Regions from separate parts of the Mus musculus genome. Here region 2 is linked to region 1. Evidence: chromatin loops called from intact Hi-C (ENCODE). Cell type or tissue: heart. All regions are shown on one strand.

The links. A loop is a pair of places that touch in the nucleus more often than their neighbours do. Peaks named below come from ENCODE experiments on the same cell type or tissue, not always from the same donor. Only the 100,000 strongest peaks of a DNase experiment are listed, where the experiment ranks them.
Region 2: it touches region 1 in a loop (5-fold over the local background); 10 of 42 quality-filtered maps call a loop at or near these places.

Annotation. Positions count from the first base shown.
Region 1 is chrX:58,025,807-58,033,806 of GRCm38, forward strand. Zic3 (zinc finger protein of the cerebellum 3) reads left to right here and starts at 4,822. Exons shown (of 3, transcript NM_009575.2): 1 at 4,822-6,431; 2 at 7,556-7,719. The coding sequence starts at 5,375. RefSeq lists enhancers at 4,625-4,655, 4,798-4,827 and a cis regulatory region at 4,637-4,645. In heart, no CTCF peak of the experiment used is centred here; a DNase peak (open chromatin) is centred at 4,745; H3K4me3 peaks cover 3,273 bases; H3K27me3 peaks cover 6,003 bases.
Region 2 is chrX:57,919,816-57,927,815 of GRCm38, forward strand. No RefSeq gene overlaps it. Among named protein-coding and RNA genes, the nearest start is that of Gm39517, 60 kb to the left of the region's middle. In heart, a CTCF peak has its summit at 4,216 (motif pointing right); no DNase peak of the experiment used is centred here; H3K4me3 peaks cover 2,410 bases; H3K27me3 peaks cover 2,456 bases.

The sequences.
Region 1 (8,000 bases):
AAGGCATTCTGGTCTCAAAAAAAAAAAAAAAAAAAAAAGGGAATTCTTTTTCAATGTGACTTGTCCTTTTTGACATCCAAGCCACATGGCTACTGGAGACAAACAATTGGGTACCTCTTGGAGGTATAAAGGAGCTCTTTGGTGACAGCACCTAAGGAGACAGGATCATCATTTATCTGGAACCTTTCACCAGGCTGGGCTCATGAGTACTGCCTCCTCAGTCTCCTGGACTTCGGGAACTACCTGCTTGATCTGAAGTGGATTTTCATAGCCTTGCTTTAAGTGCCTGCCTTGTGTCTCCAAGTTTAGCCCCATTTACTGCAACCTGGATCTCCGAAGTTCAAGGGTATATATCTATCTGTACAGCCCTGATTGACAAGTGCAGTGAAGAGTCTCAGCCCTGCCTTGTTGGCATTTCATTACCTTGAGCAGCAATGTGTCTTGAAACTGCATAGGACAAAGACAAAACAATTTTTTAAGGAGGGGAAAAGGTTGATTAACAATACCTATCTGTTGATTCTCTATTAATTTTAAAGGTATTTAGGACTTTTAAAATATTTGCCAGATGACCAGACTGTAGTGAAAACTGGGGGAGTCAGTAAAAGCTGGAGCTCAGAGAGCGCCTGGTGAGTGTGGCCGCAGGTCCCAGAGTCCGCTCAGCTCTGCCGCTGAGGCCAATTAAGAGCTTTATCTTAGCATATAAATAAAGGCGAGTTAAACACATTCTTACCCTTATTTTCTTCTTCCTTCATTTTTTTATTGCCATTTGCGGGTTTACCCCCTTTTCTCTTTCTTCTTCTTCTTGTTTTTTTTTTTTCTTTCTTTTTAAAAGATCTGGGACTCTGAAGAGAGGGTGGAGATTTATGTAAAGAAATTGTCATTTACCAGAAAAATAAAAATAACAACAACAAAAAAACCTTTGAAAAATGGTGAGTTTCAGGGACACGTTTCAACGAGAAATACTTTGTACTCCATTGGGGAGAATCAGGGGCACCAAATTCAGCGTCTTGGAATAATTCCCTTCCTGGATTCAAAGATTCATTTATTGAAATAAATCAGGAAGCATTGGCAGAACGGAAATCCGCTTGCTGGGTTTAAAGGGTCTTTAAAATGTTGTGAGTGTTAGATTGCAAGTCTTTTCTAAATATAAAACAGAAGAAAAGACCGCAGTGTTTCCCTTGGACTTAAAGAAAATTGCTAGGTCTCTGACTTAGGATCATTTCGTGTCCGCTACAGAATTTTTTAAAAAACACTGCATGATAACACAATGTGCGGCACATGTTTTGTTTTTTTGAGGCGACTGGAAGGGAAGAAGGGCAAAGTGCTGCCTACTGAGGCTCTGGGGTCTATGGAGAAGCCAGTTCTACCCTGTTGCCCCTCACAGCGGTCCTTTTTCTCTCTCCTCCTCCTCCAAGATAGGTTCTACAAAGACTCAGACTCAAAAGCCTTGCTCGTTTGGCAATGATAGGCTTCTCTGATTTTATTTATTGCTTTAGATTTGGGTATAAAAAATAATCTTTTCTCCCTTTACTGTTTGAACTCAGTGTGAGGGAAAGGATCCTATTATATTTCCTATCCATGCAGACATGTGGATATTTAGACCAGACCACATACAACTGGGGGACACATAAAAGAGATTTATTGGTTAATTTAGGCTGCCTAATACACATGTAAACCCCAGTAAGCCAAAGTTGCTGAGGGAGCTTCGGTTATAGTGGAAAATAAGAACCACGACCCAGGTTCGAGTGGTCCTGTCTGACGCCATGATTCCTTCCTGCACCTGGGAGAGGGGGAGGGGAGGGGACACGACTAAGAATGCTTTCCACCTCTGGCCCTAGCTTCTGTATGGGGGAAGTTTTTGCTCTTTCTAGTCGCCACTCGGCTGGCTCTTGGACTCAGCTCCCCAAAGCTCTAGGTCCACCCCCCACCGCAAGTCTTTCCCAGAGTCTCCTTCCAAAAAAGCAACTTGAGAGAGAAGCTGCAAGTCCTGAGAAAAGTTAACTTTTCTCTTGCCCAACAACACTGTGAGGCGTTCTGTGAGGCGCAGGGAACTTGATTTTTTTCATGCGGTGACTTGCTACAACTGGAGACATACTGCTTTCCATCGCGACTAAGAGTCAGGGCTTCCCCTCCCCAAATATGGAAACTCCCACCCATACCAACCACAACAGAATTCGAAATGGTCTCCTTGTGCCCTGCTGCTCATAGAGTCCCCAGTCTCATCCTTTGGGAAATATCTGGAACCCCTGAGCCTCACTGAACAACTGCACTCCTAAGGGGCCTGGCTGCCTTGGGAAGAGCTCCTCTGCCTGGGTTTTGGCCTAGCTGAACCGCCTCAGGTCTGCCCCTTAACTGGGACTCACCCCTCCCCCTTCCCACCTTCCCACTTCTCGGTTGATGATCTAATTGAATTATGCCTTTTTGTTCCAGGGACTGCAGAGCACGTGCTGGAGGCAATTAATTATCGGAATGTGGCCGCATCAAAACGGACACTCGGTACCCGGTAGGTCAGCGGCGGCAGCATCCCCTTGCCCTGCGTTCGAGACTCCTCCCCAAAAAGAGGAATGCTAGTCCCCAACTACCAACCCTCTTCTCCAAGCCATTGCCGGGTAGCTTGCTCAGACTTCCAATCCTTCTAGACCCTCGCTTATCCGGGTATCTGCAGGGACTGCCGGGAAACTCTTGCAGCAGCGGTAGCGGGACAGCTGCTTTCCCTGAGTCTCCAAGCTGACAGGATCCAAACTTTTTACTAAGCAGCTAGACGTCTTGGGGTGGTAGGGGTGAGGAGAGGTACTGGGATGCTCAGAAGGAAATTAAGGAAAAATAAGACAAAGGGAAAAAGGAAGAAAAGCAAACCAACCTTTTTTGCAAACCTGACTCCACGGAATTCATTTGCATGATTTAAGTATATTTGTATATTTCTCTAAAACTCCCCACTCCACCCGCAAAGAAACTCTGTAGAGGGAGAAGAGAGGTTTCTTTTTTTTTTTTTTAAGAGCTTGTTTTCGGTAAATGCAATAATTTAAAAGTCATCAGTGCACTCTCACCTTGCAATCTGGGGAGTGGGCTCTAAATGTGGAGTGAGATTGGGGTGAATTGGCTGTGAAGGGGTGACTTACTATAAGATGTGCCAGTAGCACCTTCTCTCCGCAAACTATCTTAGAAGGTGAGGTGTTGGCCAGATCAGTCAGATAGGAGGAGGGCAGAACCGGAAAAGCTGCAGTTCTAACGCGCTGCTTGAGGCGGTCTCTCCTGGCGCCTCTGAACTTGATCAGTTGTTGTTTGCTACAGAGAGATGGCGGCCAGGCTGTGAGCCTGCCTCAAGGCATAGACTTTTAGAGGCTTTGCCCTGCTTGGGATGTGACAATCCCAGCCACCTCTCAGTCTTTTCTTCCCACTCACTTTCTTCCACCCTTTGCTAGTGCTTTGCCGCACAAATCATGGGTGGATTTATAACCCTGCTTCTGGTCATTTTGTTCAGAGGGGGAAAAAATACAAAAAACAACAACAACAACAAAAAAAAAAAACAAAAACAAAAAACCTCTCACCAGGGGGAAGAGTGGTGGGTAAAGAGGCCACTCCAGCACAGTTCCCTGGAAAGCAATTCCTTGAGGGACTGACTGCTTCCCTGAGTCACTAGGTGCTTCACTGGATAGGCATAGAAGAGAGCAAAGCCCGGGATGTTAAGAGGGGAGGAAAATTCCATTCCCTGTTGTCCTTTTAACACTTCGGCATTTCAGAATGTTGAGTATTCAAAGCTTGTTGCTCCAGCCACACGAAAAGCACAGTCACTGTCTAGTATGTTTTTACTCTGTGTTTTGTATACATAGGCTGTGTTCTTACACATTAATTTAGCATCTATGCTTGTTTCTGGTATGTGTCTATATGCTCTCTGTGCTTTGTTTAGTGTTGATACTGTGTTGCTTACTTTATTTAGTATGTTCTGCGTCTTTCAGGAGGTGTGCTTGCTTTCTGTGTTTCATTCGTGTTTCCTGCTATTTGCTTAGGTTGTGTTGTACATGGCTGTTGTATTGTTGTCTGTTCTATCACGGGACAAGGGGATGTTGCTGAGAAGCAGTGAGTACAGCCGCTAATCACAGACCACACGGTCACAGTCTGACTCCGAATTACCGTTAGTAGGCTCTATGAGCTATCGTTTCTTCTAGTTTGGGCAGTGGACAGCTACCTCTAGTTTGGGGCACAGGCAGGGAAGAAACTGAACCGGCCTGGGTTTATAATCTAATGGGGTGTGGGGTGAAAGCCACAGCTGATCAGGAACACAGATTTGCCCCACTCATGCGGGAATTTGTTCTCGGTACCTACGGAAGGAAAACGTTCTCAAGGTGGTGAGGCAGCAGGGTCCCAAGTGGGTACCACAGTGTCTTCTGGACCGAAAGGGAACGGCAACGACAAGTATCTTCTTGGGTCAAAGAGTTTCTTTAGTCTAGGCGGGTACAGAGCGTGCGAGGGGTGCTTGCTGCCGGCTTAGAGCAGGGCCAAGCCAGGGAGAGGCTCAGCTCTGTCCCGCCGCTTGCGGAAGCCTGGCCCCAGTTCCCCACAGCCTCGCAAACCCGGCGGATCCCTTTCAGGGACGCTGAGCAGCGGCTGCCTCACCTGCCGGGCGCTCCGCAGCTACCCAATCAGCTGGGGTCGCCCGGCAGCGGCTGCCATGTTCTCCGCTTCGCGCTGCCAATCATTGTGTCGGTGGCCAATGGGCGACAGGGCCGGGGGTCAGGTGATCTCAGGCCAGCTGGCTCCCCATTGGTGCGCGCTGCCCAGCCTCCCGCTCGGTTTATGTGCGAGGAGTGAGTGATTGACTTTATCAGTCCAAGGACATTACTCTGGAGGTGAAGAGGCTTGGACTCGCGAAGCGAGCAGTGAGGTTCGAGCCTGCTTACTGCAGGCTGCCTGCCCTCTGGCCACGTTCCGCCTCTGCTTCTTGGTGCAGTTGCTCCTGAAAGCCGGGACCCGAGGAGCCTCTGGCCCCGTGGTTCCGCGCTCTTGAGTAGAGGAGGGGTGTCCGGGACAGGATTGACAAACCCCGCCCTCCACTTATTATTTTGCTTATTTTTCTTTGTGCGCTCCTGTTAGTTTGTTAAGCAGATTTAGTCCTAGAGTCTTTTCTCCTCCCTTCTCCTCCCTCCTCCTCTCCCATCGCCCTCCCCCCAATCCTTTTTCTTCCCCTCCTCCCTCCCGTCCCTCTGCAGGAGACTCTCGCAGCCTAGGAAAGTTGCAGCTCCGGGTAGCGCCTAGGGGGTCTCCAGGCAGTGTTCAACCGCCGCCATCCCTTTCCGACTACGGCCCTTCAGGGATCTCCTTCGCCTGCACCCTTGCTCACTTCGGCCGGATCTTCTGTGTCCAGAACACCCTACCTATGACGATGCTCCTGGACGGAGGCCCGCAGTTCCCTGGGTTGGGAGTGGGCAGCTTCGGTGCTCCGCGCCACCACGAGATGCCCAACCGCGAGCCTGCAGGCATGGGATTGAATCCCTTCGGGGACTCAACCCACGCTGCGGCCGCCGCCGCTGCCGCCGCTGCCTTCAAGCTGAGCCCAGCCACCGCTCACGATCTGTCTTCGGGCCAGAGCTCAGCGTTCACACCGCAGGGTTCAGGTTATGCCAATGCCCTGGGCCACCATCACCACCACCATCACCACCATCACGCCAGCCAGGTGCCCACCTACGGCGGCGCTGCCTCCGCCGCTTTCAACTCCACGCGCGACTTTCTGTTCCGTCAGCGCGGTTCTGGGCTCAGCGAGGCAGCCTCCGGGGGCGGGCAGCACGGGCTTTTCGCTGGCTCGGCGAGCAGTCTTCACGCTCCAGCTGGTATTCCTGAGCCTCCTAGCTACTTGCTCTTTCCTGGGCTTCATGAGCAGGGCGCTGGGCACCCGTCGCCCACAGGGCACGTGGACAACAACCAGGTCCATCTGGGGCTGCGCGGGGAGCTATTTGGCCGTGCAGACCCATACCGCCCCGTGGCTAGCCCGCGCACGGACCCCTACGCGGCCAGTGCGCAGTTCCCTAACTATAGCCCCATGAACATGAACATGGGCGTGAACGTGGCGGCCCACCACGGGCCGGGCGCCTTCTTCCGTTACATGCGGCAGCCCATCAAGCAGGAGCTGTCCTGTAAGTGGATCGAGGAGGCTCAGCTGAGCCGGCCCAAGAAGAGCTGCGACCGGACCTTCAGCACCATGCATGAGTTGGTTACGCATGTTACCATGGAGCATGTGGGGGGCCCGGAGCAGAACAACCACGTCTGCTATTGGGAGGAATGTCCCCGCGAAGGCAAGTCCTTCAAGGCGAAGTACAAACTGGTCAACCATATCCGAGTGCACACTGGCGAGAAACCCTTCCCGTGTCCCTTCCCGGGCTGCGGGAAGATTTTTGCCCGCTCTGAGAACCTCAAGATCCACAAGAGGACCCATACAGGTAAGGGGGAGCAGACAGGTGGGCGCGGGTCTCCCCAGGGGCACCCTGCCACCAAGCAGACTGAACAGCCAGAGAGGGAGAGGGGTGGAGGCCAAGCCGAGGGGCGGCGCCCCGCCGAGACCTTTCAGTACCAAGCGCTGTCACAGCCTCTCCACCCCTCACCCCCCAGGAACCTGCGGCGCTTTTGCCGAGTTCTAAGTTCCTGAGCAGACTGCTGTGGTCTCAGGAACTAATTGGGACCTTCTCGCGCCCAGGAACCAACTGGCGCCACCTCTTTTTGTGTTCTTTTCTGGGTTACTAAGAAGAGACTCCGAATGTGTTGGGAGTATATTGCTTACAAGCGACTTAGCTCTCTGAACACATTCGGGGAAGGCAACCATAGAAATGCTAATGAAAACTAACTTTGGTTACTTCCGTTCTTTTTTACACTTGATTGGCATATCTCCTAATTAAATGACTGATACTTTTGTCAAACTATTTTTATTTGGAGTTCCAGGTTGTTTAGTTCTTTGGAGGAAAGATAAAGTAGAGAAGGCACTGGTTTCTGTGGCTTGCTCAGCATCTCTTGTAAAAGTGTGTGTAGTCCCCGGATTTATGTAGTGTTCTCTTTTTCCGAAAATTAGTAAGACTACCAGGCTTAGCAAAACCGCTACATTTGAAAGAGGCAAATGAAAAGACACAAAGAAGGGGACGGATAGGACTGTCCCATTCCCGGCCCATTGTCCTACCCAGCTTGGTTACACTGCTGAGGTGGTGGTGTTATGTGCCCGCACATTGGGAGCCCTGGTTCTTTGGAGTGGAAGCACAACTTAGGGTAAACTTCTGACGACCCCCCCCCCAGCTTTCTGCTCCTGAGAGAACAAAGGGATGGATGTTCGGGTTCTGGGCCGGCCCTACTCTACCCCTGCCTAAGATCACCACTCCCCAACTCAGTCAGCTCAATCAAAGCTATGGTTTTTTTTTCCCCCTCCGGGGAAAACAGATGCTATGTCCTTCCACTGTCCGCGCTTCCCCTCTGCAGAAAGACCACCGGACTTTTCAATCTCCCGCTCACCACTCTGAGAAGTTTCTGGGTTTAACTATATTCTCTCCCTCCCCCTATTTTGCATTTTTGCCTTTTGCAGGTGAGAAACCTTTCAAATGTGAATTCGAAGGCTGTGACAGACGGTTTGCCAACAGCAGCGACCGCAAGAAGCACATGCATGTGCACACCTCGGACAAGCCCTATATCTGTAAAGTGTGCGACAAGTCCTACACACACCCGAGCTCCCTGCGCAAACACATGAAGGTAATTACCTCTTTATTAGCGGTCGGCGGTTTGTAAACATTCGGCCTGATACCGGGCCGCAGAACGGAAGCGCCCGCGCTGCCAACCCTCTATCCTTCACGTTAAATCCGATTTGCTCCAGCACTGACACCTTGAACCCCTTTTGAGGATGGGGGTGGAGGGGGGTCGAGAAGGAGAGAGCTGAGTTGGGAGGGGGAAGAGAGTAGAGGGAACAATCAGTTGTTTACTGGGAAGCTCTAACGGAGCTCGCCAGGGCTTGAGCTTTCTGTGGCCACCTCATC
Region 2 (8,000 bases), 110 kb before region 1:
AAATAAATAATAAACAAACAAACAAACAAACAAAAACAACGCTAATCCCGAAAGCCATCCAAATATTTTACAGGATAACTCTGAGTATGGGACATAAAAGGACAGCGTAGAAGCAGCTGCAGGGCCCAGTTCATTTCTCGGAGTTAGCAGCAGAACGTCTTGCAGTCGAGTTTTGAATCTTTGTTTCGTTTTGTTTCAAAGAAAGAAGCAGTCGCTTCTGTAATCAGAACACAAGCTAAGCCAAAGACCGGCTCCAACTTCGTCGGAGTAGCCCAGCTGGTGAACTCTCTCCAAGTTGTTTCCCCTGACTGACATCCTGAGGGTCCACTAAATTAGATTCTCTTTGTTGGCAAGGTACGTACAGCGGGGCAAGAGCGGCGGTGCTGACTGGGCCAGGCAGTAGGACGCCACCTAGACCGCGGGGAGTGGGGGGGTGGGGGGGGAGCGAGGGATGGCCCTCCCATCCTGGTTCGCTGGCTTTATTAAGGCTGCACGGGCTTCATGTATTAAAAGATCTCTAGTCAGGAGCAAACTGCCTCTGAAAACACACACACACACACACACACACACACACACACACACCGCCTCCGCAATGCAGAGAAGAGCTTAAAACCCAAGCAAATGCTAAGGGTCCACATTAGGACCCGGACCAGGGCCTTGTTCTTTTCTACAGACGCAAGACGCGACGCAAAGGGAATAAATGAGAATTTAGGAATCCCCTTCACTTGTCACAGGATAGTGCTCTAGAGCGTCGAAAAAGGGAATGAGTGAAGCTTGGGCTAGGCCTCCAGGAATCCAATCCTGGCCCTGACTGAAGCTGGGAACCAAGTGCCCAGTTTCTTTGGAGAGACTCCGCTCACCCCGCTCCTCTAGGGACCGGTCCAGCGCCGACCTAATCCTGTCACTGTTCGGATCAGTTACTTTCGTTTGCCGAAGCATTTCACTTTTGCTCGTTTTTTGGTTTTGTTTTTTTGGTTTTGTTTGTTTGTTTGTTTGTTTCGGTGGGCTGAAGAATGAGAGCTACCCACGGGGAAGCCAGCTACCCACCCGAGTCCTAGGTTTAGCATCCCTAGGGTCCAAGAGTGGGCTCACGGCGCTCTTTGGAGCGCTCTCCCCACACCTCCACTTCTCTGAGTAGGTGAACTAGAAGTAACTTTTGTTCACCTCCAGAGTACTTTCTTAGGCCGCGGAAATTCAGCCCGCCCCCTTCTTTGGGGGCATAAACCGTGGCCTCGAGGTCCCAGGACGTCGAAAGAGGGGCAGGCTACAAGCCTTTAGGCGGGGAGGCCAGGGGCACGGGCCGCAACGGTTTTCGGGATTGTTAAAGGAAGCTCCCGTTGGGAGAAAAAAGTTAAAATCTGAACGGTTTGGCTGGACTGGATTGTTTGGGAGTGACCTTTTCTCCCCAGAGTAAGTAAGCATTGGCTACTTTATAAGTGCAGGCTAGAAGAACACAGCTTTTCTGCAAGTTTTCACATTCCCGAGGCTAGGGAAACACTAACAAGGGACTTGGAAGGTGTGGGAGTCACCATATCTATCCTGCTGGTGTTTAATTGCAATCTGTGTGTCCCAGAACTTTTCCCATCCAGTAGGCAGCTGCCAGCGCAGTCTGGCTCCTCCGCAGTTCCCTGGACGCAGCGCCCCCTACGGCCGGGAAGTGGACCCCAGTGGGCTTCTAGTGCCGGGACCCACTGGGGGTTGGCAGGGGACAAGTGGACGTGAAACTAGTGCACTCGAGTCGCTCCTGAAAGCGGTCACCCGCGGGGCCTTGGCTTCTGAAAGTATGGTTTGGTTGGGTAGCTGGGAGTGGAGATTTACGATCCTGGAGGACAGAGCGTGAAAGGGGTATCATCATCAGTTTTGACTGAAAGAAAGAAAACATATCTTTAACAAAAAGAAGGGTCCTTGCCATTCACCCGCGTTGTTAGGACAACGTGAACTATCTTGAAATGATTAGTTCCACTTCAAAGGAATTTACATTCAACAGTGAAAACTCAGCCTCTTATTTATTCGAAGACTTCACTACGGAGAGTCATATGCCCTGTCCTTCTATTTATTTTTCCGCGTTCACGGTGCCATTGTATTGCATCAACACTGAGCCACACAACACATTCATAGCGGCCAGCCTAGGGTTCTGGAGAATCCAGAAATACAGGTAGTGAGGGCGAAGGGGCACGGGGTTTTGGTTCAAGTTGAGGTCTGGGACAACTCTAGCTCCTGTAGGGCCAGGAGGATGGAGCGGCAAGGGTGGGAAGCGGATCTGGCGCAGGTGGGGAGCCGGCAACAGAAAGAAACCTATCGCAAACCCAAACAAGCCTGGGAGATGGGGGTGCGGCACAGTTCTCAGAGCTCCAGACACTTCAGGTTTCCTATGAGGAAAGTGGACCTGAAATTCCCCCAGGGACCTTTCAGAAACATCTGTTAAAAACGGGTGGGGGTGGCACAAAATGCTTGGGCACGATTCATGCGTATAGCCACACCAGGACTTAGCGGCACCCCCACCCCGCGGGCACACATTGACTCTCCGCCCATAGCTCCCTATCTACCCCCCTCCCCTCGCGCGTAGGTTGCCAAATGTGCTCACCAAACGTATGAAACCTCTAACCAAGGAACAACTGTACTAAGTTTACAAGCCAGTCCTTGGAGTTGCAGGGGAGTCCGGTTTCTCCTCTAACTGTCCTTGAAAACCCCAGAGACAGAAGTTCTAATTCAGAACGAAGCCCCAGCCACCAACACCCACCCGCCCAACCCCTTCTCCCTCCTCCTCATTCCCAACAGCCCCTTTGTATAATCTACCCTGTTTCCTCACCAAACCAAATGATGCTAACCTTTTTCCAGACGATCTTTTCCCAGCTTCTAAATAAGCATAAACCAGACTCTGACTTGAGCAGGTAATCGAGAATGTAGTTAACGTTTTCTGGATTCACCACCACTCTTGAAGCTTGGTTCATCCTCAAAATTCCTAACATGGACTCTGTAGTCTCCTTTCTTAGGTTTGGAAGCAGTGCCCCCCCCCAACCCCCAACAACGCCAGGGGTTCAAAGTAGTGGTCCCTGGCCACTTGGTAGTTGGTACTGTGACACTGGGAACCCTTCTTTCCCCGTCTTAGGGTTGAATGAATATTCAGGGTCTGTTTATTCGGAAGTATTCAGTTTTCAGAAGCATTCTAGAGCTTCTCTCTGGCTGGTCCTGGGTTTATTCCATCATACTGGGTACTTCGGGTGATCCTTCTGGTCCTTGTCCTGCCTCAATCTGAATCTTATCCACAGGCGTTTGCTCCTCCCAACCCCCAGGGAGTCAGGATCGCTTTCCTGACCTCTCAAAGCCTGAACTTTGGAGGAGAATCCAAAATTCACAGAGTTAGAACTTCAAGGCAAACTGTGGGTCGGTCTCCTCCCACGAGATGGTTTGAGAACGTGTGAAGACAGCCATGACATTGCAGCCCACCCCCACCCTACCCTGATCCCATAGGCAAATAGGCCCAAGAACTGAAGGCTTTCAAGTGGGTTGGTGTTTGTCCCTCTGGTGGCTGCACTTCTCTGCAGGTGGCAAATATACTCCAGTATCCCAGCCAAGGTCTCTTCCTGTGGGGTTGCATGTAACCTTGGAGGTGCCTCTCTTGATCTCCGGCAGGGAAGAAAGAAAGACGGAAAGAAAAGGAGTGGGAAGGGAGAGGCCCGGGTAGAAAGCTGGGAAGGCGCAGGAGGCCTCCAGCTGAAAAGACTTGAGAATGAGACACAGGCTCACACGGCAGCTCTGGTGGGGGCGGGGGTGGGGGGGAGGAGGCGTGTGAGAAAAGTGACGCATCCTAAAGCATACCCCAGGAGAGCCGAGGATCTAGGAAGGACTCAAAATGTATTTCTAATTACTTTTCATGCTCCCAGAAAAAGAGTTCTTTTAAAACCCTGCTTTAAAAGCTTGTTATTGTGCTGAATTATAGCGTGCTCTGACAGTGCTGTTTATACGGTATAGCTTTTTGTCAGGTGGGAGACTGGTAAGTACTAGAAATGTACTTTTGTGGCTAAATTGGTAGAAATTCACAACTTGAAAACTTCTAGAGTGAAAACAACAGAATTTTCTTATTATAAGGACGGATGAAGGGCATTGGAGGTGACGCTTTGCAAGAGCTGGTATCCATGTCTCCTCTCTGTTTAATGGTTCTGTCAGGTAACTGAGGCAGTGGATTTTGTGGCCATGACTGCAGAGGAGACATCCGGTCAGCAGAGGGCACACTCGTCACTGTCAAACCCTATTTTCAGATTTGGAGGTGACACATAGGTAGGACTGGAATGGTAGACATAATCATACTGGAATTGGGACCCAACATGAGTTGAGGAATGAGAATAATTTTTTCTTGACTATATGTGATCATAAAAAGAGAAAGCAGAGACACACTATGTTTTATGCTCACGAAATTCCCTGACCTGGAAAAGTATGGTAGCCTTCAAAAAAGAAAAACAAAACAAAACAAAACAAAACAAACAAACAGACCTTACAAATTCTTGTCTTAACTGATATGAGAGATTAAGGTCAAAATATCCACTGGAGCAAGGACCTAAGATCTGTTGTCTAGCCATAACACCACGAAACACGTGGGACTTTTCAAAACCAGGAAATACCTGGAAATGCTCTGCATACTAGACATGACTTCAGACGCTTCCCATTGTAGTAAGCAATTAGGCAAATCACTTCCTCCTCAATGAGTTGAAGGAAGAAAAAAAATAGAACTAAGATTATCTTTAACCCTGGGAACAGAACGAAATGTGAGCCCACTTAGAATGTATTCCGAAATCTCAAAATGGTGGGTTCTTAAAACGTATCCTTCTCACACAAGAAGGCAGGCAGGTAGCAAGTCACTTGGTGATGTTGTTTTGTGCTGTCTGTTATGCTCTGCGAATGATACTGATCTTGCTTGGTAGGAAATGACAGATGCCAAGAGCCTCTCCGTGAACACTGGCAGCAAATAAGCAGAAATAGTTGAAGAAAATAAAAGCCAGATACAAAGGTCCTTTTCATACGAAGGGGATTGAAGGTCCAGGATAAGACCCTAATTCTAAAGTTACTATACTGATAGCATTGTCCTAGGCTAAGATTGAAGACCTTAAAACCCTTCAGATTAACAGATGCCACTGTTTCTTTGTTGATTCATTTGTGTTCCTTAGATCTTGTGAACCTACATTAAAATTCTGGTTTTCCTCTGATGAGCTAATTTGAAATAATTTAGTGTCCTGAAGCAGACGCTTGAACTGGGCTTCTAGGTACTATCTAGACTTGTTTACCAGGAAAAACGGAGCCTCCCCGATTTTGGTTTTTCCCTCTTTAATTGGCATGGAGCTTCTAACACCAATAATAGCAAAGCTGTTGTGGATACTGGTCCTCTTGATTACTGGCTAAAGTGACTTAGGACATGTTACAAATAGTTAAATTCAGGACATCGCCAAAGGCTTAAGATAGCCTGTATTTTGGGGCTGGGAAGCTTGGCTCAGCAAGTAAAGTCCACGCTGTAATACAAGCCTGACGGCCTGAGTTCAGTCCTTGGAACCAAAGTAAAGGCAGAAGGAGACCTGACTTCACAGAGCTGTCCCTTGACCTCTGTATGTGTGTCATGACATGCACACAACATTATGTTTGCCTCTCACATATAATAATAGCAACTAATAAAAAATTAAAAGATGTCATGTATTCTGGAACCCACCTATCTCTGTTTCTATCAACTTGCTTCACAGTTTCAATGATTTAAATAAGCACCTCTGCCCGAGCCTGCACGTTACAGTTAAGTATTGGGGATAGGATGCTGCACGCTTGTGTGTAGGGCATAGAACAGGGCCTACGAGAAGGGAGGAAGAAGTCTAAACAGATGGAGGGTAATGAAATATTTGAGAGACGAAAGCAGAAGAGGGGACTATTTGGGGTGAAGGAAACCAGTAAGAAGAGACGATGGCAGGAGGAACATGAAGGAGGCAGTAATCACAAAGCATAATGACAGATGAATGAAAATGTCACAAAGATACCCATCTCCTAGTGCACTATCTGAAAACTATCAAAAATGTTTAAAACAGGGCCTAAAAGGGCATGGGGGGGTGGCTAAGGTGTGAAGAACACTGATTGCTGAGTTTAATTCCCAGTACCCACACGGCAGCAGCTCCCAAGCCCCTACTATAACTCTAGTGCCAAGCAAGGGGTTCTGACACCTTCTTTCTGGCTTCAGGAGGCACTGTAAACACGTAAAGACCATACATCCAGGCAAAACACCCATACACATAAAATAAAAATAATTATGTCTAAAATAAAATTGAAAGGAACCTTGTCCCCAGTGCAATCATTCTGAGAGGCGGAGACTTTTGAGGAGCTGGCTAAGCTGGTACTGCTCTAAAAGGCCTCTGAGGAGTCAGTTGGCCCTCTCCTGCTCCATCTCCTCCCCCACCCTCAGCCCCTAGATTTTCCTCCTCTTCAGAGCGCACTGAATTGAAGGCTTCCTCTTGGAAGCTGAGACACCTGGCTCTAACCGCCTGAACTTTGCCTCCAGAACTGAGAAAGATTACATTTTTAATTTTATAAATTACTGAGTCTTGGGTATTTTCTCATAGCAGCACAAAGTGACATGAGATATCACGGTTATGTTCACAAGCTGTGAATTTATAAATTAAGAGGCTACGGGGAAATTGGCCTAGTGTTTGACAAAGCTAGGTGTTAGTGGACAACTATTGTTATTTACCTTGAACCTATAGTGTCTAGTATCAAAGTCATTGGTCACATGTGACTATTGGACACTTAAGATGTGGCTAGTGTCAACTGAGGTGTGCTGTAATTGGAAAATGCATATTGCATGTTCAACGCTTGTAACCAAAAGAGAACTCTAAATATCTCATTAACTATTTTATGTTGGTTACATGTGGAACTGATAATGTTTTAACTCTCTACTCAGTTAATTCAATATATTATTAAAATTAATTTCAGATGTTTCTTGTCACTCTTTTTTAATTGGAGCTACCAGAAAAATAAAAATGATACAAGCAATTTGGGTTTGCTACTCAAATTCTAATTTATTGGAAAGCAGTGCCTGAATGAGACACTTGACAGTTGCCAGTCCATATTCTGAGCCTAGCCTTAGAACATGTTTTCTTGAATATTGGGTCCCTAGAATTAAGCACAATGCTTGATGCATAATAGGAGCTTATGGAGTTTTAGGGGGAGCAACTTTCTTTCCAATGCATTTGTTTACTGTGTGTGCATGGGCATGCGCATGCCATGGTGCACGTATAGAAAACAGCTTGCTGGAGTTGGTTTATTTCTTATACCATGTGGGCTCTGGAGATCAAACTCAGGTCATCAGGCTTAGTAGCAGGAACTTTTGGCCATTACGTTTGTTTCAGTGGGTGCTTACTGTTGAATGAATGAATGTCCTTCATACCCTGATATACTACAATTCACTGACTATGGAAAACAGAGCCAGGATTGAATGATCCTTAATAGGCCTACCTGCCATTGCATGGTAAAAGAGAACTTAAGGTCTTACTTAATTTAACATTTAGCTTAGCAAATGCCTGTGTACCTTGAGCAAGCCATGTGTTTCTGGCATCCTTTCCTTCTGTAGAGTAACGAGGTTGGGCCAAATAGTTATTCTAGGCAACTTCCTATGGTCTGAGCCTATGACCAGGAAGGGGCAGAGCTGGCGCTCCGCTATCATGTCCCACCTAAGTGGGTTTTTTTGTTGTTTTGTTCGTTGGTTTTGGTTTTTGTTGTCTCTTTCCTTTTCCTCCTTACTATTGTTCATTAAACTCTGAGCTCCTTTTTTTTTTTTTTTTTTTTTTTTGTGCTAAAATTGAAACTCGGGACCTTTCGTATGGTAGGCAAACACTCTGTGGCTGAGCCTCATCCCCACCCCTTGCTCTTTAGTTTGCTCCTGCTTCCTGCCCTTCAGGCAACTTGAGTATATTGCTTCTCCAGTTTCGAGGGAGGGAGGGAGGGAGGGAGGGAGGGAGGGAGGGGGAGGGACAGAG